3 separate regions of the Homo sapiens genome follow, and all the other regions are linked to region 3. The links are chromatin contacts, found by Hi-C or POLR2A ChIA-PET in ENCODE. All regions are on one chromosome and are shown on one strand. The core of a region is the stretch at or near the end of the contact, and the rest is flanking DNA. Distances in the headings are between cores, read along the strand shown.

Region 1 (2,985 bases), core at 307-2,806, 1.3 Mb before region 3:
CCCCAGTCACGTACCCCCTGCTTGCTCAATCGATCACGACCCTCTCACGCGGACCCCCTTAGAGTTGTGAGCCCTTAAAAGGGACAGGAATTGCTCACTCGAGGAGCTCGGCTCTTGAGACAGGAGTCTTGCCTATGCCCCTGGCCGAATAAACCCCTTCCTTCTTTACCTCGGTGTCTGAGGAGTTTTTTCTGTGGCTGGTCCTGCTACAAAGGAAGAGTAAGCTGTGGGTACTCAGAAGAACAAGTTCCCTGTGACTGGACCTTCAGAGACAAGAGACCAAAGTGGAGCTGCAGAGATGAGCAGCAGTCTGCCCGTCCTGCGGCCTCTCTCCTCGGACTAACCAGAGGGCTGCTAATTTATCAGGAAAGCTATGGACAGCATCCAAAAAGTTACCAGAAGGCAAGTAAAAGGATAACCTTCAAAAGGGCCTTACTTCTGAAGACTGAGTACCTAAGACTCCTTCGCCTCATACCCAGATCCAGATAAGGGCTCTCATCCCTGCTGAACCTCATCATGAGGTTGCTTTATGAAAAGTGAAAACAAAGCTTCATTGCACAGGCTTCTTCGGGAGAAAGGAGGAAGGAATTTGCTGCCTCTGAATAAAAGAAAATTCTGATCCACGTTGGCAAAATGGAAAAATCAAAATGACAGAATAGGAATGTGGGGTATGATAAGGTTTCTCTTCAAATAGCCTGATCAATCCTTTATTCTTTAATTCACAGTGCCCCTCCCCACTTCACTTTTCTTCTCTTCTCTTTCCTTTCTGCTTTTGCTACATGCCTAGACATGTCACAGTACCAGGCGTTATCAGTACCAACTCACATTCCTTTCCTTATTTTGGAAGAAGATTAGTTATCTAGCTCATCACACACACCCCTTCCCCATCTCCCCTCTCTCCCTCACGTGCCCACCTTATCTAAAGAAAGTTAAAATGTTTAGCCAACTGAGTCTAGTTTAGATTGTGTGGCCGACTCCAGCCAATGGGGAAAGGGCAAAGGGGTAGGATTTGCGTCAGGAATAAAAACTTTCTTCCTCCTTTGTTCTAGTGTGCTCTCATGGCGACTGGCAAAGAAGAAGCACCCCTCTGCACAGAAATAAAATTGCTTTGCTGAGAAATCCTTTGTTTGAGTGCTCGTCTCCCTTAAGATTCTGAGCTTTATTTCCAACAAGGAAGGTGATGGAGGTACCTAGATTGAAGAAATGAATGGTCCCTCTAGGAAACAAGCAAGGCTTTTTGCTTTTGCAAACCTCTCTTCTTTAAAGGTTACCCCTCTCCCAGACTCAGTGCTTTCTTCCTCTGCCATCTCAGCAGACAGTTCACAAGCTGCCTCTTTTTGTTTATGCAGAGCAGCTTCAGAACTACAAATTAAACTCACCCAGACACAATCAATCTATTCTTCTCAAAGCCTCCCATTCTATGCTCCCACAGATTGCTCCACTCACCTTCAGTCCAAAGCAGAGGAGTCTTGAATCAGGGGAGAAGAGTGAAGGCAGGGCAGGAGCCGGTGTAAACCAGATTCACTCACCAAGCCAGAGGGCTGGTCTCCACAAATGAGTTTCCCCACAGGAGCTGAGTGAGAAACGAAAGTTAAATTCTCAGAAGTGAAAGAAAACAAAGGAAGCTGAACAAGAACTTACATAACAATAAACCCTGGGGAAAGTAATGCTACATTATGTTCTAGCATCTGCTGTACTGGCAAGGCACTCAGTCACTACTTCCTTATTCTTACTGTGGTTTACTCAAGCAAGAATATTTGAATAAAAAGAATGTGAATTACAGTTATACAGCTTGCCTGAATACTTAGAATTCCAATGCAGTCCTATAATTATTAGTCGAATTTATCTTATATTTAAGACCTAAGCCAGGAAAATAAAGATCCAGAGACTTGGGACCTAGCTTCTTGAAATGCAGTCTGACGAGGAAGATACTCAGTTATAAAGCTCTACAAATTTGGGCTGACAAGATGAGTATTAGCAGCTGACATTGTGAATGGTAAAAAAATTATTTTTATAAATAAAAGGATCTTTAGTGTGAGCCCATTGAAAAAAATGTTCTCAAAATGTCATTAAATCTTAAGAGTCCATCAATTAATTATCACTTCCTGCTCCTAATCCAGACAGACCAGATGAGGATGGATTCCAGAGAGTAATAGAGGTAAAACTGTGTCAGTGTCATGTTACCCAGCCACTGAGGCAGGTGAGAACATGGAAGTTAACAGATGATGCTGTTTAATTATAATCATTCATTGAGTTACTCTCATGCCTTCATAATTTTTCCACTTTTCCCTGCTTCTCTAAGAAAAGTTTGGTCATTTTTACACAATCAATTAAAAAGCAGCACTGAAACATGTTATACGTCATGCACATACTTCTGTACCCTGTTGTCTATTGTATTCTTGTTTAACTGCATGTGCCAGATAATGCCATCAAAAACTGATGGAGGCCTGTGGTGTCTCATGCCTGTAATCCCAGCACTCTGGGAGGCCCAGGTGGGTGGATCACTTGAGTCCAGGACTTCAACACCAGCCTGGGCAACATGGTGAAATCCCATCTCTAAGAAAAATTAAAAAAAAAAAAATAGCTGGGTGTGGTGATGTGCACCTGTAGTCCCAGCTACTCAGGAAACTGAGATGGGAGGATGGCTTGAGCCCAGGAGGTGGAGGTTGCATTGAGCCAAGATTGCGTCATTGCACCATAGCACTGCAGCCTGGGTGACATAGTAAGACCCTGTCTCTACAAAAAACAAACAAACAAACACCACACAACACATACACACACACACCCAAAAAAAAAGAAAAAAAAAGGCAACTCATGGAGCTTCCATAACATGGATCCCTGACTGACACTATGGAGCATGGCCATCTTCATACTTTAATCAATGATACACATGTAGGATGACTGAGAAATCAATGTTTATTATTTCAATAATAGATATTTTGGTATTATTTGTTGCTCACAGAATAATAAGCTAATCCTGGCTAT
Region 2 (2,803 bases), core at 1-2,500, 1.8 Mb before region 3:
CTAACTGCAACCTCCGCCTCCCGGGTTCAAGCGATTCTCCTGCCCCAGCCTCCCAAGCAGCTGGGATTACAGGCGCGCGCCACTACGCCCAGTTAATTTTTGTATTTGTAGTAGGGACGGGGTTTCACTATGTTGGTCAGGCTGGTCTCGAACTCTTGACCTCGTGATCCGCCCGCCTCGGCCTCTCAAAGTGCTGGGATTACAGGCGTGAGCCACCGCGCCCAGCCGGTAAAGTACTTTTAAAACTACATGCCTTATCTGAAACTTCTATTTTTCTATTTTAGTTTATCTTACTCTTGCTTGTTTCCCAAGACTCGGCTTAGACACCGTCACCTCCCGGAAGTCTTCCCTAAGCTCCTTCACCGTACCTTCCTCTCATCCTCTATACATGCAAATCATGCTAAGTGCTGCTCCTAGGTGGCCCCCGTAGTAATGTACTTATTACACTACGCTGCAATTCTCTGAGGTCCTGGAGAGCAGAGGCCGGTTCTAATTGATCCGGAATCCAGCTGGGCATGCAGGCACTTATTCCGTGTTCCTTGACTAAGTGCTCAAGGGGTGACGGAGCAGCACAGCACAGCGGTGTTGGGGGAGCCAGGGGCAGTCACCGCTGGGGTACTAAAGTAGAGACCAAGCTATGCACGACGATGGAGCAAAATGAACTAGAGTGCCCGCAGTCAGCCCTCTCTAGGGCTCCACTTTTCCGCAGGCCCGGCCCACCTACTGATTCCTCCTCTCTTTTCGTGATAGCCTCGCCCCTCCACACCCACTCTTCCACTCCAAGCGTCTCCTGGAATCCATGGCCCCACCCCTTTCTCGCTCGTCTTTCTTCCGGCTCCATCTCTCCCAAGCCCCGCCCTTCTGATCTTTCCCTGCCTGTAAAAATCGCCTCTCCTTAGGTCCCGCCTTCTGCCCTCTGGTTCCACCTTTCCTTCCCGGGCTCCGCCTCCGCCCTGCCGGCCTCCACCTTCCCAGAGGCCTTCGCCTATGACACGCCGGAGTCCTTCTGAGGGGCGGGGTTTACGTACGAAGGGACGGAACCAAGAGGAGAGGCGGTGCTCCTCCCTCGGATAGCCGTCGGCGACCCCGCCCTTGCGTTTAGCCGTTGCCAGGAAACAAGCGTCCTTGCTCGGGTTTGGTCCGGCTCAGCCAATGAGCTGGCACGCCATTGCCCAGTCGTGCGACGCCGGGCGGTTGCGTGTGGTGCGCGGGGGCGCGGGCTGCGTGTGGCGCGGGGCGGGGCGCGGCTGGTGCGCTTGAGAAGCGATGGCGGCGGCCTGAACTCACCTAACACCGCAGCAGCAACCGGGCCCGGCCAGGTTCGGCGTTCCGTGAGTGAACGGTACGCATGGGCCAGAGGGCCTGGAGAGTCGTTTGTGGGGATGAGAGACTGGGAAAAGACGGTGACGGGTTTGGTTACTGTACTGGTTGTGAGGGGTTGGCAGGTGGTGAGGGTCCGGGTGTGAGTGTCTAAGATAGGGAAGGAGGGTGAGAGCTTACAGGTGAGTGGACAAATGAGGGGCTGTGAGAGGCTGGGTGCTTTCGGAGGTGCCAAGTTGAAGGGACTCCTGAACGCGGTTTACTAGGGCTGGGGCTACTGAGGGCTGGTGTGAAGGATACCCTGGGACTAGAGTGAGGGGTAAGGCCTGCGCGAGGAGAGAGAGAGTAAAAGGCGCAGGTGGGAGCCTGCGGGGTGGCGGCAAATTGGTGAGGGAGTTGAAGGCGAGGCATGGGAGGAGGGAATTAGGGCTTGTGAGACTTGGATAAAGGTGAGAGGTTGGTTCTGAGGCCTCCTTCGATGGACTGCCCTGTCCAGTGAGAGCAATAGTTTTAGACAAAGTAGGGCAGCTTAGATGGAAGTGTTGTGCACCTGACTCCTCTGCTCCCATGGACTTTCCATATTCTGGAGGACGAGAAAATGAAGGTGTCATAGGCAATAGTACTATGGTAATGAAAGTCATATTTGAGGCTCAGACTTCAACAGAGTAATCACAGAAACTTCAGTTCCTTCGAGTTCCTTCTCTGGACTGCATAGTTGAAGATGGGCCCTCTCATGAAGGGTTTTGCGCTGTGACAGCTTGTGTTTTCTCTCTACTTGCTTCTGGACAACCTTATTCCACTGTTGCTCCTTACCTGTGCTTAACTGTGGGTCTTTGATTGGATTGACCATATTCAGTTGCTAATTCTACTTTTATGGAGGTCATATGGTTTGCCCTATACAGTACTATATTTAGGATCCCAAACAGGATGGCCTTACTCTCCTTTCTTACAGTTGAATTTTTTAAAAAGCTAGTTTATATTATATTTAAAATGTGTGTTTGATGAGTTTTGACATGTGTACACATCTGTGAAATCATCATCAGTCTCAAGATACTGAACATTTTAGCCACCTGAAAATTTATCTCTTCCTCTCCACACCCTGTAGTTGGGTTCATCTTACTAGCATTCTTTTAGGTCCTCTTCTCCCCACCAACCCAAATGCACGTGAAATTCTGGAAAGTTGGTTTGGCATTCAGTGATAATGGCCACTTTCACACTACTAAATTTTCCTCTCTACTGCTAGTCAGCCATGGGGTTGGGACATCCTATTCTTTCCAGACTCAGAAAGAGTTAAGTCTTTCCTTAACTCTACAGTGGACAGGGAGAGACCATTTCCTGAGAATTAGACAGCCTCAGTCCCCATTCTTTTCCAGAGTCTTAGCTTCAGAGCCAACTCCTATATCCTGTGGTATATTCTCATTGCTTCTTTCTGGAGTCCAGACAGGCCTCCATATTGGTAGAACACTTGGCAACTTGCCCAGTC
Region 3 (3,233 bases), core at 249-2,748:
AAAGGCAATAACAAATGCTGGCAAGGATATGTAGAAAAGGGAACCCTCATACACTGTCAATGGGAATGGAAATTAGTACAAACACTATGGCAAACAATTTGAAGGTTCCTCAAAAAAAAAAAAAAACCTGAAAATAGAGCTACCATGTAATCTAGCAATCCTACTGGATACTGCTAGGTATATACCCAGAAGAAATACTGTTAGGTATATATCCAAGAGAAAGGAAATCAGTATATCAAAGAGATATCTGCACTCCCATGTTTATCGCAGCACTATTCACAATAGCCAAGATTTGGAAGCAACGTAAGTGTCCATCAACAGATAAATGGATAAGGAAAGTGTGGTACACATACACAATGGAGCACTATTCAGCCATAAAAAGAAGGAGAACCTTTCATTTGCTACAAGATGGATGGAATTGGGGATTATTATGTTAAGTAAAATAAACCAAACACAGGCAAACAAACAAATTGTTATGTTCTCACTTATTTGTGGGAGTTAAAAATTAAAACAATCCAACTCATGAAGATAGAGAGGATGATGGTTACCAAAGGCTGGGAAGGGTAGTGGGGAATGATTAATGGGTTCAAAAATACATGAGAGAGAATGAATAAGATCTAGTATTTTATAGCATAACAAGGTGAATACAGTCAATGATAATTTATCATTTTAAAATAACTAAAAGCATATAACTGGATTGTATATAACACAAATGATAAGTGCTTGAGGTGATGGATAGATACCCCACTTACCCTGATATGATTATTACGGATTGTATGCTCTACCTGTATCAAAATATTTCATGTACCCCACAAATATATACACCTACTATAGACACACAAGATTGAAAATTAAAAAAATTACTTTGGTAAATTTTATGTTCTATATTTTTACGATTAAAAATAAAAATAATATAACCTGAGAATGTCCCTAGCTCAGTGACAAGAACACAGTTGGTTGTCAAATGTCAATTTCCTTCTCACCACTCACTGGTGGGACACTCACCTTGGGGTCATGCGAAATAAATCACTCACCTGCAGGCGTTAAAAAATATTAGTCACATCAGTCACATGAAAATAATTAGCTTCTGGAAGTAAGCAGATGGTGGCACGCGAGGAAGAGCACCGGCCACTCTTCTCTGCATCAAAACTTCCTTAAAAGCATCTTCCAGACATGGACATAGCGTCTAGGTGTGGAGTGATGACCAGTGTCAAAGAAAGCAGCCCGGACTCCCCCGTCTTGTAGATATTTTACCAAATCAGATAATGAAGACATGGGAGGGAGCGCGCAACCAGGACCACGGGCTACTGAGTTTCCACTCCTTCCCAGTCTCAGAGAAGCCTCCTGGGCATGCAGAGCCTCTGAAGCCTCCCCCAGCTCAACTCTGACTTCTCTTCTCAGCCGCATTTCTCCACACACCCTTTCAAGGCTCTGCTCCTCCCACTGCTCCTCCCTCACTCCTCCCACGGCTCCTCCTCCTCCCTCCCCTTTCCTCTCAGACTTGCTTCTGAGCGGAAACTGAAAGTGAAATAGGGAGCTGGCTACCAGCGTTGAGTCCCCTGTAAAGGTGAGTGAACCCCACTAGATCAAGGGACCCCTGCCCTCCTAGGGGACCTCTCTCCCCTGCCCCAGGGTTGCAGAGCCCCTTCCAGTCTCCATCCTTGAGCCGGTCCCATTTGCCCCTTCTCCCACCAGGGATCCCTCAACCCAAGACCAGCTGCGCTTCCGGTGCTGGCCCCCTGCTTGGGAGGAGGCTGGGGTGTGGACCTGACTGCCGAGTTACCCAGAAGGGGAAGGGGCCCGGCTGCCCCCTACCTGGGAGGAGGCTGGGTTGTGGACGTGACTGTGGAGTTACCCAGAAGGGGAAGGGGCCCGGCTGCCCCCATGCTGGCACCTGACCTAGGATGACGGCTGGGTGTGGCTGGGATAGCCAGGACTACAGCCTAGCCAGGAGGGTAGGGAGCCCAGTGTCGGGGAGGTCTGCAATTCTGGAGACTCCCAGGTCCAAAAGTCCTCCAGAGGTGAGAGGGGCAGGCTGTTTAGGATGTTCAACCAGAAATGTATAGGCCTTCAGAATTATTCTTTGTCCTAGAATAAGTGTTGTCAGGAACTAAACTAAGTTTGGAGCAGCTGAGAAAAGAGCCCAGGGAGTGCTGGCCACGGTTCCTGTTACTCTGTGTGTATACATACATATACACCTACATACATATATGCAACTGACTTCCGCCGTTATAGGAGGGATTAATGAAGATATATTCAAAGCATGAAGTATCTCTGGCACATGGAAGGTACATGGTAAAAAGTAGCTATAATTTCTCAGCAACATGGAGGCCTGTTGGTACCCGACAGGAGATGGATGAGCACTGAGGGTTTAAGCAGGAATGGACATGATGAGAGTAGAACTGTCAACAGCTTTATGAGGTTCTTGCCAATTTTCATTCCCTCTTTTAGGGACTCAGTTTCTCCTTCTGTCTCACTGGATCAATGGACCAAACAATGGAGGAGTTCTTGTTATTCAGAACAGGAATAAACTTATTCAACAAACTGTTTGATCGGTGCAAAAGTAATTACTGTTTTTGACATTAATTGTTTTGCCATTAATTTTATGCCTTGTTTTGTTTTGTTTTGTTTTTGAGAGGGAGTCTCGCCGTGTCACCCAGGCTGGAGTGCAATGGCACAATCTTGGCTCACTGCAACCTCTGCCTCCCAGGTTCAAGCAATTCTCCTGCCTCAGCCTCCCAAGTAGCTGGGATTACAGGTGCCCACCACCACTCCCAGCTAATTTTTGTATTTTTAGTAGAGACAGGGTTTTACCATATTGGTCAGGCTGGTCTTGAACTCCTGACCTAAGGTGATCCACCCACCTCGGCCTCCCAAAGTGCTGGGATTACAGGTGTGAGCCACCGTGCCTGACCCATTATTTTTATTCTTATTTTTTATTTTCCTTTGCATCATTTTGTTTTTCTTTTTTTAGTATATTTTTAATTTTTGTGGGCACATAGTAGGTATATTTATGGGTATATGGAATATTGTGATACAGGTATACAATGTGTAATAATCACATCAGGGTAAGTGGGGCATCTATCACCTCAAGCATTGATCATCTGTAATACAAACTATGCAATTATACTCTTATTTTTAATGTACAATTAAATTATTGACTATAGTCACCCTGTTGTACTATCAAATACTAGATCTAATTCACTCCACTTTTGTACCCATTAACCATCCCA

Evidence for each region. A loop is a pair of places that touch in the nucleus more often than their neighbours do. ChIA-PET counts read pairs that join two places held with the same protein, here RNA polymerase II (POLR2A). Pooled maps may share reads with other maps.
Region 1: a loop to region 3 is called in a map of CD4-positive, alpha-beta T cell, with 6 times the contacts of the local background. The contact joins the promoter of TRIM22 here to the promoter of TRIM21 in region 3. A Hi-C loop is called at or near these places in 1 of 168 maps with a recorded cell type or tissue (CD4-positive, alpha-beta T cell), 1 of 37 single-sample maps with no recorded cell type and 9 of 50 pooled maps. POLR2A ChIA-PET finds 5 or more read pairs at or near these places in 1 of 52 experiments (activated CD4-positive, alpha-beta T cell).
Region 2: a loop to region 3 is called in a map of CD8-positive, alpha-beta T cell, with 8 times the contacts of the local background. The contact joins the promoter of FHIP1B here to the promoter of TRIM21 in region 3. A Hi-C loop is called at or near these places in 4 of 168 maps with a recorded cell type or tissue (CD4-positive, alpha-beta T cell, CD8-positive, alpha-beta T cell and naive thymus-derived CD4-positive, alpha-beta T cell), 5 of 37 single-sample maps with no recorded cell type and 13 of 50 pooled maps.

What each region holds. Positions count from the first base shown.
Region 1 is chr11:5,688,361-5,691,345 of GRCh38, reverse strand. It overlaps TRIM22 (tripartite motif containing 22), which reads right to left and starts at 1,556. Exons shown (of 8, transcript NM_006074.5): 1 at 1,447-1,556. It overlaps LOC124902620 (a long non-coding RNA gene), which reads left to right. Exons shown (of 2, transcript XR_007062561.1): 1 at 1-668; 2 at 1,050-1,119. RefSeq lists enhancers at 737-836, 252-1,451, 1,423-1,762, 884-1,876.
Region 2 is chr11:6,233,083-6,235,885 of GRCh38, reverse strand. FHIP1B (FHF complex subunit HOOK interacting protein 1B) reads left to right here and starts at 1,250. Exons shown (of 12, transcript NM_001098794.2): 1 at 1,250-1,342. It also overlaps a transcript of CNGA4 not described here. RefSeq lists enhancers at 836-915, 313-1,003 and silencers at 1,046-1,345, 1,526-1,575.
Region 3 is chr11:4,391,967-4,395,199 of GRCh38, reverse strand. It overlaps TRIM21 (tripartite motif containing 21), which reads left to right and starts at 1,498. Exons shown (of 7, transcript NM_003141.4): 1 at 1,498-1,567. RefSeq lists enhancers at 1,318-1,377, 1,398-1,607.